Regions from separate parts of the Homo sapiens genome. Here region 2 is linked to region 1. The links are chromatin loops, found by intact Hi-C in ENCODE. Cell type or tissue: Caco-2. All regions are shown on one strand. Each heading gives the region's core, and the rest is flanking DNA. Links, peaks and the distances in the headings are about the cores only. Region 1 overlaps CHCHD6 (coiled-coil-helix-coiled-coil-helix domain containing 6). Region 2 overlaps CHCHD6 (coiled-coil-helix-coiled-coil-helix domain containing 6).

Evidence for each region. Hi-C counts contacts between places; a loop is a spot of excess contacts. Peaks named below come from ENCODE experiments on the same cell type or tissue, not always from the same donor. Only the 100,000 strongest peaks of a DNase experiment are listed, where the experiment ranks them.
Region 2: it touches region 1 in a loop (9-fold over the local background); 4 of 110 quality-filtered maps call a loop at or near these places.

What each region holds. Positions count from the first base shown.
Region 1 is chr3:126,845,652-126,854,581 of GRCh38, forward strand. It overlaps CHCHD6 (coiled-coil-helix-coiled-coil-helix domain containing 6), which reads left to right. Exons shown (of 8, transcript NM_032343.3): 5 at 6,996-7,079. Among named protein-coding and RNA genes, the nearest start is that of PLXNA1, 130 kb to the right of the region's middle. RefSeq lists enhancers at 5,869-6,430, 6,431-6,994 and a silencer at 6,915-7,209. In Caco-2, for the core only: no CTCF peak of the experiment used is centred there; DNase peaks (open chromatin) are centred at 5,190 and 7,080.
Region 2 is chr3:126,930,641-126,939,570 of GRCh38, forward strand. All of the region lies in intron 6 of CHCHD6 (coiled-coil-helix-coiled-coil-helix domain containing 6), which reads left to right. Among named protein-coding and RNA genes, the nearest start is that of PLXNA1, 48 kb to the right of the region's middle. In Caco-2, for the core only: no CTCF peak of the experiment used is centred there; a DNase peak (open chromatin) is centred at 3,811.

The sequences.
Region 1 (8,930 bases), core at 205-8,204:
TGTCTGTTTGTGTTTTAATTTAGATAATTTATAATGCCTTGTTTTCAAGTTCACTGATTTTTGCTCCGTCCAATATGCTAATAAACCCATGAATTCATGCCATATCATGCTAGAAATGGATTTCTAGCATTTCCATTTGGTTCTGTTTTATAGTTTCCGGTGGTGTCAGTGAAACTGGTAGAATAAGGGTCTCTAAAAATCCTCTTTCATAAAAGCAATGAAAAAACTGGCAAAACTAGTCAGAATCTATTTTTTCAGAACTCTGAAAATTGATCAAAGGCTTGCAGCAATCCAGGAGCATTTGTTCAAGAAAAAATGAATGACTCTGAGTAAGAAAAGTGAGCTTTGTGCCATTTTAATTTATCATGTCCCATCCCTGTTTCCCCTGCAGCACCACAGTAGCCCTGAAAACCTGTAGTCCACAGGCACAGTGCAGACTTGCAGCCTGCCAGCCACCAGAAGGGGCAGAAAAAGGTTGGACCTCCTTCAAAGCCCCATTCCCAGAAAAATGTCATTATTTTTCCTGTCTGGTGATTCCCTGAAAGAGACCCCACTTATAAGGCCGTCTTTATACAACCTGACTCAGAGGTTGCCCAGTGCTAACAGCTTTTTCCCAGAGGACATTTGTCAAAAACAAGCAGAGGCAATTGTTGAATATTATAGCTGCCTGGGGAGGTAGATAACAATTTGGGCAAACAATAGGGTAACCTGAAAGCTTAAAAAGAAAAGCTAGGGAATGAGGTGGCCATAGGAGGCTTTGAAAAGCTCATATACTATTCCTGGGATTTTAAAAGACCAAGACTATGTATGTGGCTTTGCACAATATTTCAAAGGGATCCACACTTAAGTACTTCACAATCAAGCTGTCAAAAGGCAAAGTCAAAGAAAAGATTTTGGAAATAGCAAGAGAGAAGTGACTCATCATCTACAAGGAATCCTGAATAATATAAAAGACTGATTTCTCATCATGAACAATGGAGGCAAGATAGTTTTATCACTCTGTGGAAATTCTCTATATCTTCACACGTGATATTTACCTTTTTCTACTAGGTTCTTTAACATATTAATCATAGTTATTTAAAGTCCCTTTGTATTAATTCCAGTCTGGGCCATTAATGTGTCTGGTTCCAGTATTTTATCTCTATATGGAGGGTCATTATTTTCGCACGTACACGTGTTTGTGTGTGTGTATGTGTATGTGTATTTTTAAAGTTTTGATTTAATGCTCAACATTTTGTGTAAACAAAATAAAACAGTAGACAGTCCACTATATATTTATGTCCAGTAAAGGATTTCTTTTCTTCTGTAAGACCATTAGTATGGGGGCTTGGGTTTCTTCTAAGTAGCAAGTCGTTAGGGTTTTTTTCCTTTCTTTTATCCAAATTGATAATCATTTTTCTTTTAAGGGTGAGATTAATCAGTTCATATATTAGTTAACAGTTACTAAGTAACAAATTACAAAATGTAGTGACTTAAACATTTATTATCTTGTGGTTTCTATGGGTCAGGGATCTGGGCCTGGCTTAGCTGGGTGCCTCTGCCCTAAGGTCTTGTAGTCAAGGTATCTGCCGGGGCTGCTATCTCATTTGAAGGCTCCACTGGGGGAGGGTCTGCTTCCAAGCTCACTCATGTGACTGTGAGCAGGAGTCAGTTCCTTGAGGACTGATGGACTGAGGGCCTCCGGTCCTCACTGGCTGTTGTTCAGTGGCCACCCTCAGTGTCTTACTATGTAATTTTGGCCTTCTGAGACCTGTCTTCACAGTGGTAGTGGACGCAGCTCATAAAATGGAAGCTTGCCTCATCAGTGTGAACAAGGAAAAGAGTATGAGCAAGACAGAAATCACTGTCTTTTAAAACTAAATCTTGGAAGTGACATCCCATCACTTTGCCATATTCTATTTATTAATAATGAGTCTCAAGTTCCAGCCTACACTCAAGAGGAGATCCCACAGGGGCATGAGGCCTAGGAGGTGGAGATCATCAGGGGCCATCTTGGAGGCCCCCTTCGTGTGCTTTTTGTGGTAACCAATTTACTTACACTTATTTCTATAATTTTATTTGGTCTTTTCTGTTTACCATTCTCTCCCTCTCTCTCCTCTCCCCCTTTCCCACTTTCCCTAAGTCACCCCTACCAGTGTCTTTCTCCTTCCCCTCGCCCACCTCCCATCCTCTCACCTGCCTTCTACTCTGGCTTCCGTCCTCCTTCCCCTCTCTTACCCCCTTGTCCTCTCCAGTCTTTCCTTCCTCATCTTCTGAAACAGCTGTTAGACACATTCTGGACCATCAGTCTGTCTTCCACAGTTCTTAGCTTTTATCAGACTTTTTATCTTTGGGTTTGTTATTTTTGAGACAGAGTCTTACTCTCTTCTCCAGGCTGGAGTGCAGTGATGCGATCATAACTCACCGCAGCCTCAAACTCCAGGGACCAAAAAATCCTCCTGCCTCAGCCTCTCAAGTAGCGGGCATGTGCCACCATAGCCAACTAACTTTTTATTTTTATTTTTTGTGAAGATGGAGTCTTGCTTTGTTGCCCAGTCTGGTCTCCAGCTCCTGGACTCAAGCAATCCTCCCGACTTTTTATCTTTGTCTTCTATTACTACATTCTTGCTCAAATCTCTGTACTTCATTTCAGTTTGATAATTTTTCCCTTGTTGTTCTCAGCTTAGAGTTTGTCTTATCCATTTCATTTTTTATTTTGTAGATTTTAAATGTATAATCTTTACCTATTTGGTGGTTAGCCTGTTTCAGGTTCATAATTTCTTTTTTGTAAATCAGAAGTTACTTCGTTTTACCTTTCTGAGCAACTTAAACATGCATATTTAAAATTATTCATCAATTGGAGATTGTAATGCTAGCTGGATATCTGATGATGTTAAAGAATTCATGTTAAATTATTTTTGGTATGCAATAGTACTATGGTTGTGTTTTAGAAATTAAAAGTCCTTATTTTTTAGAGCAACATATTGAAGCTATGTAGATGAAGAGATCTGTAAGAAACCTGGGGGTGGAGAAGGTAGAGGGTAGAGATGAAAGAAGATCTCTTTAGTTTCTAATTGTTGAAGCTTGCTGATGGCTATCTGGGGTTTTATTGTATTCTTTCTTGTGTTTAAATTTTTGCATAATAAAAAGTTTTTTGAAATCCTTTGTCATATTGTCCTATAAAATTAATGTCATCTGGAGTGAATTCATATTTCAGTTACTGCTTTTATTGGTAGCCTTTTTAGAAATTCTATTTCTTCCCATATTTGAGATTCAGTTTATAGGTTCATTTGGAGTGGAAAGTTCACTATTTCTATTGTCACCTACACCTGCACCTCAGTGCAGGACGAGGTCTGATTTTGGCCTTCTGAGGCCTGTCTCCACAGTGGTCCTGGTGATATTGCAGAGCCAGGAACTGAGTGACTAGGTTCATTTGTGGTCCAGGGGCGGGATCTGTAGCTTCCAGGCTTTCTAGGTTTAAGTAAACTGAAAACCCTGGCCCTCAGTGGAGGTCTTCAGAAGTTTTTTATATCAGCTTCTTATTTTAGGGAGATCCCTAGGCTGCAGGTCGCCAGCCTGGCTTCAGGCCCCCGCTTGTGCGGAATGTGGTTTATTCTGACCCTGCACGATAAAGAGGGTTCCTGACTGCCTCTGCCTGCTCCAGACTTGGAGCCAGCAGGCCTGTGGCTTCAGCCTCACCCACTGCTTTGCATTTCTGTTTGGTATTGGACACTTTAATCTTGTTTTTGAACTTGTCCGTGTCTTTTTGTCATCTGTTCTATATTTTATCTGCCAGTGCTATGTGTTTGGAGTAGGGTAGAGGCATCAAAGTGTGAACTCACTGTGTTGTGTTGACTGGAGGAGGTCCTTGACCAAATCATGCAGATTCCCTCAATTCTCTATTCAAAGACTGTCATCTGCTAAGTACATGTTCATAATGATGACATTTTACCTTTATATTAGAGTCAACATTCTTAATTTCAAAATTTTTCCCTGAAGACTTTCTTAGAAATCTCCTTAGGGAAAATAGCAACCCGCTAACCCTACAAGTGAGTCTGTCTTATGGTCTTCCCAGCACATCTCTCTGTAATTATTTATCTGCACACACATTTGTGTCTCCCACTGGGATCTAAGCTTCATGATAGCAGAAATTCTCTCTCTGGCTTCCCTGTTGTGCCCTCAGCCCTTTTACAATTCTGTCTGTCACATAGAGGTGTCCTTCATGGTGTTCTGGTAAGTGACGCACTCAGGCACTGAAACCACAGTTGTGCTGCGTGCTGCGTGGCCTCTCATGAGTGCTAGGAAGCCAATTTGAGACTGCGGGGCAACTGTGTGGAGTGGCGGGTGCTGCCCAGTGTGCTCTTCCATACTTCACAGCCAGATCAGTGAGTGTCTGCTCTGGGCCAGGCACTGACACACAGGCATTTGTGTCATACTCAGTTTCTACAGCCATTTTTCGTGTCACCTCCTGTCCATTGTCAGTCATTGGGATTGCATTCTAAATCTCAGATGAGCAGAGCCAGTGGGCAGGGCTTTGTAGCAGATGAATTAGAGACGGTGAGCTCACCACCCTGGTGGCTCACTTGTGACGAAGCCAAGGTGTTGGGGATATGGTGCACATCACGGAGTTTTCATTCAAGTGGGAGGCACAGCCTCATCCCTCTCCACACAGTTCATTTCATTCTTAACTGCTCAATTGTGTTGCATTGGACATGAATAGAAAAGTAGGCCTTGATGTCCTCAACGTTTCTTCCTGTTTGTGTGAACAGTCTCTAGCCTAAGGAGGTGCTGATGGCTAGGCATCTTCACCCAACACTTTAGTCCTGCGTCCCATTCATCACATAGACGTCCTGCTGGCACAGGCCCTGAAAGCTTCAGGATGAGCATCCTGGTAGCCACGGCCCAGAGGAGGCATCGCAGTGTGTCAGTGGGATGGTGGTGGATGTGTGAACGCACCTCCTTGTCTCTGCTGCTTCACTTAACTGTAGAGAATGGCAGCTGAAGAGCCTTATGATGGTTTTGCCTTCAGATGTCATCTTCCTGCTTGGCTGGGACTGCTGGTCAAAAAATGACAGGTCCAGAGCCCTCAGAGACTTTCTTTTACTGGCTGTTTAATTGCATCAGACGAGCTTCTCCTCTCACTGCACCAGGGATTGGTAACAGTTAAGTGCTGGACCGCTGAGAGGCCCAGCGCAGATTAGCCGTGCTTGCATTCCTGGGACACAGCTTCAGCAGCACACTTTGAAAAGCCCTGTGAGAAATTCCTGGCATTTAGTCCCACTGTTTGTATTTAGCTTTTCTGAAGTGTTGGCATTCCAGAGGCATTCCAGAAGCCTTCCTGGCATTTTTAGATCCCCTGCAGCTGCCTGGGGATCCAGGTTACTACTTCTTCTCCCTTATACAGGTAAGGGGAAAACAGACAAGACAGCATCTTGCTCAGGCTTCCTAGAGGCCACTCAGTGATAGAGCCGATGTTAGAACTTAACTCTCAGGGGTTCAGCCAGCCACCCAAGCCCACTGGCCTGGTGTGGCCCTTTCAGCTGAGTCTTTCTCCTGGTGCTCTGCACTCAGGGGCACTAGTGAGTGGTCAGCTCTTATTACAGACCAACCTGCTGGTGGTTCTGCAAGGTTCCCTGTCAGTAGGAGTAGCATTGCCAGGGAGATGGGCTTTCAAAAACTTGGGTTCATGTCTTACCCCATGTTTTTGAGTGATTCAAACCCATGTGCTGATACCATAGAGTGGCTTAAAAGGAAAAAGCTCAGGACTTGGAAGTCATATGAACTTAGGTTCACAGTCTACCGCTGGCTAGCTTGTGCTCTTGTGGGTAGTGAGGATTCAGTGTCATCAGGAGCTTAGCGGAATACCTGAGCGCACACAGCCCTAGCATAGGGACAGACAACAAGCAGTTGGTGTTATTCCTCCATACAGTCACAAAAGGCAGTCCTGAGCTCCCAGGCCCCTGTGACTGTCTCCATCCTGACCCTTAGTGTGGAGTTGTTCCACATTTGACCCATGGAGGGTAGAGGCGGGCCCTGGGGCCTAGGCCTGGGAAGCCCCTGGAGACTCTGGGGACATGAGTATCCCAGTGACGGGACTTACATCCCTGCCTTGCCGTGTGCTGGTGACCCTTTATGGAGGTCTATTGAGACCTTGCCCACTTCTGTTGGGGTTTCCTTTAACCTTCTGTACAGCTATGCATCCCTTCCAGCTTTACACATCATGCCTGAGGAAGCTGGAGGTCAGGAACTTGTTCAAGGTCGCCTAGCTAATTAAGGGTGGGCTGGGTTCAACCTGACATCTGCCAGCCTCAGGTTGCTTGCCCTGGTGAGCTGAGCCCTCAGCCTAACTGGATCTGGAGGGAGGGCCCTTGGCCCTGTGCTCCAACAGGGACTCAACCATCCCCATCAGGCGGGTGAGGAAGCAGCGCCTCTCCAGCTGACTCTGTGCGTGTCTTCCTGCAGGCATGGATCCCTGCTCCTTCCAGCTCAGAGCATGAGGCTGTGGCATGGTGTGGTTCCAAGCATAAAGACACCAAGGCCAGCACATAGCTGTGTGGCTCACGGCAGCACACCCAGCGGCCGGACACACCTGCATTGACCAAGGTTCAGACCCCAGCTACTCTCTGAATAGCTGTGAGCTTTCAGACAACTACTTAGGCCCCCTGTTGTCATCTGGCTTCTCATCTGTAGCAGGGGATCATGATGATCCCACCTGCCCTTTAGAAGTGTGGTAAGGATCAAAGGAAATAACTGTGGGAGAACTGTGAACAGGACTCCCATAATCAATAAATGTTATTTATCTGTGAAGTGGCTATAGTAATTACCCACCTTGAAGGATTGTTGTGAAAATTAAGCACAATATATGTGAATGATCTGGCATATCATAAGGTTTTCAACTCATTATTGCTACTGTTCTCATTGTGAATGTGAGCAGAAATGTCCGTCGCCTTCTCCCTGCAGCACCATTCCAGCACCATCGCTGCTGGCTAACGTGGGCTTTGTTCTCTTCCAAGCAGGCCAGGGAGCTGGAGAGCAGAGAGGCAGAGCTAAGACGCCGTGACACCTTCTACAAGGAGCAGCTGGAGCGTATTGAGAGGAAGGTAAGACTCCTGCTTGGCTGCATTCCTCGGGGCCAGGTCCTAAAGGCATCTGACCAGAACACATCACTGTCATGGGGGGAGAGAGGAGTCCGCAGACCCAGTGCCCATTCGCCCAGATGCCAGTCACTCCTTGGACATGCCCTCCTGCATTCTGCAGCAGGCACCCAAATAGAGCCTTTCAACAAGTTGCATTCATGGAGATAATTGGTTTTTAATTGTCTCCCCCTGCCCCACCTTTTTTTGTTGAATGTGGCTGGCTCTACGGTAGTTCAATTTTAGAAAAAAATTCACTTTCACCACAGGGCGGTGCTGAGTCCCAGTATACCTTTTCCACTTTAGTTAAGCTGCATTTGGTAAAAATAATAATAACGTGATGTCTTGCTATACAAATACATTAAAGTTTTATTATTGATTTTCTCCTGGGAGTCGGGAAGATCAAAGTGCACTACGGCTGCACACTCACTGCTTTTCTAAGGATAAGCCTTTGAAATGAATGAGATTTAAAAACATATCATCATGCCTTTAAAAAAAAAAAAAAAAAACCCCTACCACGACTCTTGAAAATTCATTTGGTAACTTGCTTATTTTTTGGTTTAATTTGTGGATCATGACAGATTTTTCAAAGAAATGGCTTAAAATGTGGGAGGGGATGGTTGGGAGGTTAAAAAAAAATTGTTCCCCCTCATGCCTGAGACAGCATGCCAAGCAACCTGAGCCATCAGCTTATTGCAGGCAAATCTTCGCAAATCATTTGTCATGGTTTGGAGCTTTGAAATTGACAGTTTGCTTGAGGGGCCTGATTTCCACAGGGGTTTTCTCCTGTGGCATGCCACAGTGGAGGCTGACAGAAATATGGGTTTCTGGATTTCCAGGCCATGGGGAAAAGAGGGAGGTTCTTCCTTGCCCCATCAACACCTGCTTGTCCACCTTTGCCGGTGTTTAGGGGATGGCCAGAGTTGACATGCCATGAACACAGCGTGCTGATGGTGATATTCCATAGTCTGAGGAATGGCAGTGCACCTCTGAGCTGCTTTCCGAGTGGCCCTTAACAAGTAAATCTTTCACAGAGCAGTCTCATGCACAGGTTTGACTGTAGCTTATAATGACAAGGATTGTGATTTGAGATCCCAGAAAAGGGTAAAAAAAATTCCACCAGCCATAGCTCTAATTATCACAGTTGCCGATATGTTCATAGGCACAGGGTTTTGGTTTTGTCTTTTTATTTGTGCAATTCTTTGGTCTCCTTTGTGCTCCCCATGTTTCCCTTCCTGGGCTTGGCTGCTAGAGGCATGTGTACATATCTCTGTTTCAGGCAGAAAGGAAAGAGCCTCGCAGCATTTTTGCCTCTCTAAAATCTGTTTTCCTCTTGTCATTCTCCCCTCTCATCTCTACCCTAGTTCTCCTCCTAGAAACCAAGTCTCTGCTTTGCTAAAGGAGAGGAAATTCTGGATGAGTCTTCTTGCTCTTCATTAAGTGAAGTCCAAACTCCTTGCATATGCAGGTGTGGGCTTTTTAAAAATCGAGGTTTCCTAGATGATTGTGAAGAGTTATTAAATGCTTCCAGAAGGAGGTGCAAAAGCATGATCTCCTTTCTGACTCTTAAACACAGCATTTTGCTGGTGATAATAAAAAAAAAAGGAGAGCACCTCCAACATCTCAGGAAATGGAGATTGGTGTGGGAGATAGGAGGATTAAAGGGGAGCCAGGGGGAGAGGCAGAAAGGAGGCAGAAGAATGAGGCTTAATTGTATTAGTTTTGAAAAAGGTTTTTGATCTTCTCCACGGATAATTTTATTCCTGTAATGGCTGGGAAGATGGAAAACACAGCATCTGACAATCTTTTTTTATTAGC
Region 2 (8,930 bases), core at 336-8,335, 85 kb after region 1:
GTTTGGTTGGTAACTCCCTCTAAGCCTCAGTTTTCTCTTCTGTAAAAGGGGTGAGCCATCCATTGTTCACAGGATGGTTGTGAGGGCTGAGTAAGGAAACCTCTATCCATCCCTACCCCTTCCCTTCTCTCTTTGAACTCCGAAGCTCTTATCTCCTTTAGAAGCAAAACAAGAGGTGCTGTTTCAGCACCCATTCTAGCTCAGCCACACCCAGCACCTCCCATTTCATCTCTGTACAGCTCTGGCTGTTAGAAAAGAACTCTCTCTGATGGAAACAGCTCAGGGCTGGCTCTTGGGAGCGCCCATCTCTTCCTATCTGCCAAAGGCCCCCAGCCTGGAGTGTCTACAGTGAGGTCTTCCCGTCCCGCTGCACTCCCTACTGCTGCCCAGACTGGCTGCCCTGTCATCAGAAAGTCCTGGGGCGGCCGGCTCTCTTCCTGCTCTGTGGGGGCAGGCCTTGGTGGAGCAGGGCGCCAAGGGAAACATGAGGCTTTGCTTCCCACCGTCACTGCCCAGCACCCAAAGCCCTGACTGGCCGCACCCCTGGGGACACCCTCCACCTACCTTCCCATGGAAAGAGTTGAGGTTCTTTGTGGAGTCAGCCTTGGGTTTCCCAGGGACCAGGGGCAGGGAGTGCCCTTTTTCCTTTTGTTGGTTTAGTTGAGGTTCAGCACATGAAGGTGGAATTCGCAGCAGGCCTTTCCTTCCCCTCCTGGGCCCAGCACAGGCTGGTGGGATGTGCTTGCTGGGTTGCCTGCTTCTGCAGAGCCGACCCAGCCTCATCCGCCAGTCCCTGGTCTTGGTGAGGCTGCTGCAGGGCAGCCTGCTCCCTGTTATGGCCCTGTTTACACGGTCTGTGCTCCTCACAGTGTGGCCCTGCGACTGACACGGAGCCCAGGGCAGCTTGAGGAGCCGGTAAACTTTGACTTTGGGCTCTTTCACCTCAGGCAGCTACCTGAGTCTGCCCCCCAGGTCATTTTAGGTAGACATGCCAAACACTCCCCTTTCTTCTTAGTGCCCCTTGACATACATACCTCCCAGTTAGTTACCCACCTTGGGACCTTTCTAAGCTCCCCTTCTTAGTCCTCTGTTCCAAGCTGATTACCAGGAGAATTGGTATCTTAGTCAATAGTGTTTACTCCAAAATACCAGCTTACAGGCCCCTGGTGTATTCTGCACTTGAAAAGAGGGGCCAGGACAAACTGTTCACAACAGAAAGGCTCGTCTCATCTCATCTCACTTAAACCCGCCTGGGACGGGGAGCCCTCACCCCATTTTTGTGATGAGGAAGTGAGGCTCAGCTAGGCTGACGCATCCTAAGTTGCTGGGCTGGAAGCGGCAGAGCCAGGATTCAGGGCCTGGTCCTTCTTGTCCTCAGCCAGGCACACAGGTTTCACCCTGCAGGCACCCGAAGTTCAGAATCACTGAGGCGGATGTTTATCTAAGAGCACGGAGGCTCCAGTGAGATGTGCATTCCTCTTGTTGTCTTCTTTTAGAGGAGAGAGGGGCTTCAGAGCCTTCACCATGCCCTGCTGCCCGTAGCACCTCTCGGTAGCCCTGATAACACCACGCTTTGCAGATCTGCCTGTGCCAGTGTGCTGTGACCCTGGTTTGTGGTGGCCCATAGACCACTTGCCTCAGAATCATGGAATAGAGTCCTGGGCCCCACCCCAAGCGAGGCCCTTGGAATCTGCCATGTAAACAAACTCCTAAGTGATTGCTATGAGTCCTGGAGTTTAGATCAACTGCCAAACTGAATGTATTCCAGCCAGCAAATTAATCACTTCCCCAGGAAATCCCCCCAGGGAAAGCCTCTAAATCCATCCTGACTTCTGAACTGCCTCAAAGAGATCTGTTACTTTTTCCTCTGGTGAGGAGGCCTTCCCCCACCCCGCTTCTTCCCAGAGTTAGGGCCCAGAGAACGTCATCCTGAGCCTTGAGTCCAGAGAGCCTGTGGTGGGCGACCAGCAGCCCTGCAGAGAGCCTGAGCCCTTCCCGCAGGAAGGAGGGCTGTCCTTGTGGCTTAAGGGTTGGCACTGGCACTGGCTCCTCAGGCTGGCACATGCCTTCCTGCTGCCTTGCTGGCATGGCAGAATGGCACATGTGCCCAGTGACCAGATCGGGCTGACACAGCTGGGCACACTCAGTGCACGGGCGCAAGAAGGGCCCTTGGAGCCTCCCTGTCCGTTTGCTGAGCAGGCCCAGGGCAGGCGGGGCTTCTCTGGATGTTATTTAGCAGCAGCCCTGGCTGCCGCTGGGCTGAGGGTCCTAGGTTGCCCTATTTGAAGATTGTTGTTTACTGCTTCTGAAAGGAGCATGGTCCTTGTGGGGTGGGGTGAGGCTCTGGGTGACTGCTGAGGGAGCCTGGGGTCCGGGAGGGAGGGGTGTCTGGAGAGTGAGATCATGTCTGTGCTATTACTGGACTGACCCACGGTTCTGAAAAGTCACCTCACACTGTGAGCCTCATCTCTTCATCTATGTCATGACATAGTTGGACCACAGAGTCTCTAAGACCCTTCTGGAATGGAAGCCCTACCTGCTTCCATAGGCCCCTCTTCTTGCCTCTCCGAAGCCTGGTACAACCTCCCCTTATACTTGTGCTGTAGGGGTCGTTTGTTCCCCAAGGCTTCTCTGGTAGGCTGGGTCCTCAACCCTCATTTCCTACCATTTCCAGGAGTGAGATGAATGAATGGCTCAGGAAGCTTTTGGTGGCAAGTTAAATTTCATCTCAATATTCTTGTATTATCCATTTGCATTGCTGTAAAGGAATACTTGAGGCTGGGTAATTTATAAAGAAAAGAGGTTTATTTGGCTCATGGTCCTACAGGCTGTACAGGCCTGAAACCAGCATCTTCTCAGCTTCTGGGGAGGCCTCAGGAAGCTTACAATTATGGAGGAAGGCAAAGAAGGAGCCGGTGTGTCACCTGGCAAAAGACAGAGCAAGAGAGATGCCAGGCTCTTTTAAATAATCAACTCTCATTATTCGCTCATTACCATGGGGAGGGCACCAAGCCATTCATGAGGGACCCCGACCCCTATGACCCAGACACCTCCCACCAGACCCACCTCCAACACTGGGGAGTCACATTTCAACATGAGATTTGGAGACTGAAATATCCAAACCACATCAATTCTTCATTCACACTTCATGTTTTTTAAAACTTCTATAAGGAGTGAATAAAATCATCTTTAGAAAATTTGATGTTTTTATTTATCTTTAACATACAAGCCAGTGAAAACTGATTGCAGCATCAAAATACCCCCTTCTCCACACATACTGTCTCTCTCACACATGCATGCATTCATGCACTCTCACACTCGCTCTGCCTATAACCAGAGAGCTTGCCCGTTCTGTGTTGGGATTCTGCGCTCTTCTCCTGTCAGCGGCCTCAGCCTTGAGCATTTCCCTGGGCTCAAGGTCTGAGAACCTGGATTGAGCTCACAGAAGTCAGACCACTGGAGTGCAAGCATGGAAAAGCCCCTGGTCTATGTGTAGACATATTTATTTGCAGCTACAGAGGATATATTAGGAGTCAAAGACAAGCTCCTACCAGCAGATTCCTAAAGGAGGTTTGTGCTGTAAAAGATGACTGGTTATCTGGGTTCTTTGAATTTCACAGAGATAGATGAATTGCCTTCCAGACTTTTCTATGATAACAGTTGTCAGGAATGCCCGGGAGTTTTACTTAAGCTAACAAATGATTACCCTTCCCATTAGCTCTACAAACAGGCCCCTAATTAGTGAATTGGCTAATGACAGCTGCCTCTGGGGTCATTAGTCCTGACAGACAGTGCTGCAGTGTTCCGGGCACTGTGTCACTGTCATGAAGCATGTTGTCAGGCTCCACGGGACGTCAGGGCTGGGGAACACTTGGAATGCACCCTCCCCTCTCTGCTTTTTTTTTTTTTTTTTTTTTTTTTTTTTTGAGACTGAGTCTCGCTCTGTCGCCCAGGCTGGAGTGCAGTGGCACAATCTCGGCTCACTGCAAGCTCTGCCTCCCGGGTTCACGCCATTCTCCTGCCTCAGCCTCCTGAGTATCTGGGACTACAGACGCCTGCCACCATGCCTGGCTGATTTTTTTGTATTTTTAGTAGAGATGGGGTTTCACCATGTTAGCCAGGATGGTCTCGATCTCCTGACCTCATGATCCGCCCGCCTCGGCCTCCCAGAGTGCTGGGATTACAGGCGTGAGCCACCACGCCCGGCCTTCCCACCTCACTTTTTACCTTTTATGTCATCTCCTGGGTCATGTAAATTAACACCTACTTCAGATGGGTATGGATTTCTAAATATGGATTAAACATGGATTTTTAAAATAAAGGAGGACTGAGGAAATGGTCACATCAATTCTGGACGAGAAGACAGTTTTTATGAAACAGTTCCATTTTAAAGACACGTCTAATCAGAGTTGGGAATCGTTTTGGAAAGAATATCTATCTTGCCATTCGTTCCAGGGTTTACTTGTGAGCACGAATCACCTGCTGTCTCCGGCCACCTGGGATGCTCAGCCAGTGCCTTTGGAAACATTTCTGCCTTGAATGTCAGGTAGTGGTGAGCGGGATGGCAGGGCTGGCATGAGGCAGAGGGCTCAGTGTATCCCAGATGTGGTGTTCCCTTTTGAGAGCCTCCCTCCCTCAAGATGAGCAGGTGTTAAGGCTGGCCTCATCTGTATCCCTCCTGACCGCTTAGGTGATCTTGAAGTGTGGACCCTCCTGGGACACACAGCATCTCCTGACCAAGCTCAGCCCCAGAATAACTAGTCTGGAAGGCCCAGGCTTACATGATAACCAGGTTAAGTCCCAGGCTGATGTTCCATAGACAAGGACAGCATTGCATGGTTGAAGCACAGAAAAGTTCTGGGGCTGGTGAGTGCAGAGTGGGATAGCTATTGTAACAGAAAGGCGTTCTGCACTCAGGTTTTGTTACTATGCAGATTCCTGCTACATCAGCTCAAAACCGTGTGCGGCTTAGTCTAAATGCCTATTTAAGCAAAGGCCAAAAGTCTGTTTGAAGATATAAAGGGAAAAATAGTGTTCATAATACAAAGCTTGAGGCTAGTCATAGATGTACAATTTCCACGCAGTAAAAGTGAGTAATGAAACTGCATTTAATTGTTCAAAAGTAGCAGAAATGCATCTTTAAGAATTAAAAACTACAAAAAGGTGATTATACAGCATAGCAAATCTCTAACATGGATTAAACAGAATTGTTTAGGAGATAAAATACCAGCATGAACATGCATTTTGAAAGAGGGAAGAACAATGCTGGGTTTAGGTAGGGAGAGCCCAGCTTCTGCTTTTGCTTGGGACTGATGTGGCAGGAAGTTGCTGGTTCATGGCCCAGGAAATCCATAGATGGAAAGACCTTGGCCGCTCCTATGGAATGTACATATGTACTTGACCTGTGTAAAATGGATTATACAGGGCATCCCCAAACCTAACAGGTGCCTGCATCTGGGAAGCCAGCTTGTGCTGTGAAATTCCCACAACCTTAGATCAGCCTTTCCTCTCAGCCAGGTGAACCTAGGTTCACATCCTCCTCCTGCGACTCCTTAGCCTAGATCCTGGGACAAGTGGCTCAACTGTGCTGACTCTGGTTCCTCATCTGTGTAGAGGGGTGGTGATGCTGCCCTTGCAGAGCGAAGGGGAGGATAATATGAGATCATGTTCATAGAATACGAGGCCAGAGCTTGGCTTAGAAATGTTAGTCCTGGGCTGCCACATCCTGTCAGCACTGGCCACATATGGCTATTGAAGTGTGGCTCACCCAAATTGAGACATGCTGTAAGTGCAAAATACATATTGGATTTCAAAGACTTAATACCAAAAAAAGTAAAATCTCTCCTATAATTTTTTATATTGAAAGACTATTTCTCTATATTTTGTCAAATACATTATTAAAATTAATTGTAACTGTTTCTTTTTTTCTTTTTGAGACAGAGTCTTGCTCTGTTGCCCAGGCTGCAGTGCAGTGGTGCAATCTCAGCTCTTTGCAACCTCCACCTCCCAGGTTCAAGCGATTCTCCTACCTCAGCCTCCCAAGTAGCTGGGTTTACAGGCATGCACCACCACGCTCAGCTAATTTTTTTGTATTTTACTAGAGACAGTTTCACCATGTTGGCCAGGCTGGTCGCGAACACCTGACCTCAAACAATCTGCCCACCTCAGCCTCCCAAAGTACTGGGATTACAGGCGTGAGCCCCTGCACCTGGCCTCTTTTTACTTTTAATGTGGCTGCTAGAAAACTGATAATTCCATATGTGGCTTGCAGTCTTTTTCTGTTGGACAGAACTATTGGTCCCTTCCCTCCTTCACCCTGGCCTGCTGCCTCCCATCTTAGCATCCCGCCACCTCACATGCAGCCTTACACTGGAGTGGTTTGTGTCCCTGAGGAATTTGCTCCAGGTCATGTGGGTAGAGAGCTGGGCAACCAGTGTTGTTCTGGCATAATGCCCTTTCCTGTCTCCATTTTAAACACAAGGAAGCCATAAGTGAAATTAAGTGCCTTTGCCTAGGTCAGAAGCCAGTTAGTAGTCAAGTAGGGACCTAAATCCAAGTGTTCTGGCTCGAGTCCACTGTGATTTCCACCACGCCATACGGCCATTCATTTTATTGGCTGGAGTACAGCAGCATCTAAGCTGGCATTGAGCTTCACTTCCATGCTAACTTGGAGAGTCTAAGATTCTGAGGGACCAGGAAGAAGCAGCCTGGGTGGTGAAATGTAGACAGAGATTTGGATGAGAGATGGGGAGTGAGCGTTGGGAGCTGAGCCTGGTACGTCTCTCAGGACTGGTGCCTGTGTGGCTTGTCTCGGAGAAGGCTAGGGGAAGATAATGCCAGACAGTGCTGGTCTTGGCCTGTCCATGGGCTTTGGAGTCTGATGGGTGACCTGGGCCAAGTCATTCTATCTGCTTAAGCCTCAGGGTCTTCATTTGTAAAACAGGTGTATTTTGTTGCAGAGGTTTTATGAAGATTAAATCCCATGCCTTACAGATGCTCACTGCCTGTTCACGGGCTTTCCTGTCTGCATGGGTTTGCTCTGTGAGTCAGTGGTCCCTCATCAGAGCCTGTCCCAGAGCATGCTGGGTGGCTCTGTAGGCTTTGTATCCTCAGGCTGACCACAGCAGGCATGTATTGGTAAGAATCTGAGCAGAATAGAGGCATGTGAGCTTGAGAGGGCTGGAGGGTGTGGGGGGAGATAGTATCAGAGAGCTCTTTTGGTTACTTCTGGGGGAGCGGGATTTCAATAACTGCTGGTTCCCAGGCCCAGGTGAGGATCCCAAAGTGAGGATCCTGAGAATCCTGAGGGATGCCTTTTCTCCAAGCCACATGACTGAGAAAACAGGGGATTCCCAGGCTATGCGCAGAGGACAAGCTACAAATTATCTTGCTGTGCAGACAGCTAGCAGCAAGTTACAACCCCAGGAATCCTGAGAAACAGCTCTTCTTATCCAGGTCACCGTACTCATTCTCTTGATTTGTGAAAGTCCAGGCTATGACAGAATCCATTTCCATCAGGGAAATTGGCAAGGGGCCATTAGCTTGTGACTGTTGGCCTGGGGACAAGGAGAGGGGAGTGGGAGGATGCTTAACAAGGTGGCCACATCTCTGGCACCGTAGCCAGAGCGACAGCTGGAGGGAACAACAGCCTGAGTTCCAGTTCCAGACCCACTGTGCGTTCGTTCTGTGCCACAGGGCTAGTTACAGAACCGCTCTTCATCTGTCTTCTCAGCTGTAAGATGGTGATACGAGAACAAGGCAATGAGCTGGGTGTTTAGATGCTGTGGAGTGTGTACGTGACGCAGTAAGCAGAGTGCCTGGCATGTAATCAGGATTCGATAAATGGTAGCTGTTCTTATTTATTATTGCTGTCGACTCTGTTAACATCCAGCATCCAGTTTAGACTCTTCCAAATTTCAATTTTTTGTGCCATCAGCCACATTAAAAGACTGGTGCCAATAAGGTTTTAAAATGAAATGCCTCTCATAACAGAGAAAGTCCCAGTAACTATAAGATGTTCCTGTGCTTACTCGAGAGAACACACTTTCTCCTGGGTCTGTGCCCTGGGTAATCACAGTGATTCATAGCAGGAAAGGTGGCCCTGTAGGCTCCCTCAGGACTGAGGGGGCTGTGTGGCTCCCACAGGTCCCCATGCAGGGGTCTCTGCCTGCAGGGCCCAGGAGGCCACCACTGCTGAGAAGCTGTTCCTGCCACCGGCAGCGATCTTCACCCCAAGCTCCCTGCATGTTGGGCTTGTCCTTCATTTCGGGTTGGCCAGCGCCCATTTGCTATTTGGTACTCTTTTTCATTCTTCTGTGGACAGAAGGAGGTGAAAGGGCACTAGTATTTATCAGACTCTTCCTGTGGTTCAGGCAAACCTTGAAGCACTTTGGGTAGGTTATCTCATTTATGACTCTCTTTTTATAGATAATTAAATTGGGAGTCAGTGAAGTGAACAGACTTGCCCAAGTCACTGAGCTGGTGAGCAGGAGAGTAAGGTTCCAGTTCAAGCCAGCCTGCCTCCAGAATCCACCACCCCGGGGTGTGGCGAGGGAACACAGCTGGGACAGGATCAAGCAATAGGGTTTTGAGTGCCAGGGGTTTGGGCTTTATTTTGATGCCTTGGGAAGCCATCGGAAGTGTCTGAGCTTTGAAATGACATGATCAGATGTGTGTTTTAAGAAAATAGCTCTGGAAGTAGTGAATTAAGTCTGTTAAGCCACAACTTTCTCATCCTATCCCTGTACAGTTGGTTATTTTTAAACCCAAGTGCAGGAAATGTTTCTCTCTGATTTCATGCGCATTTCAGCCTATTGTTTCAGGCTGTGTCTTTTAGCCTGTGTGTGTTTGTGTGTGTGCCTGTGTGTGCACAATGCACCAGGAGATGTGGGGGGACACAGTACACCAGCAGCAAAGAAGAATGCCTGTAG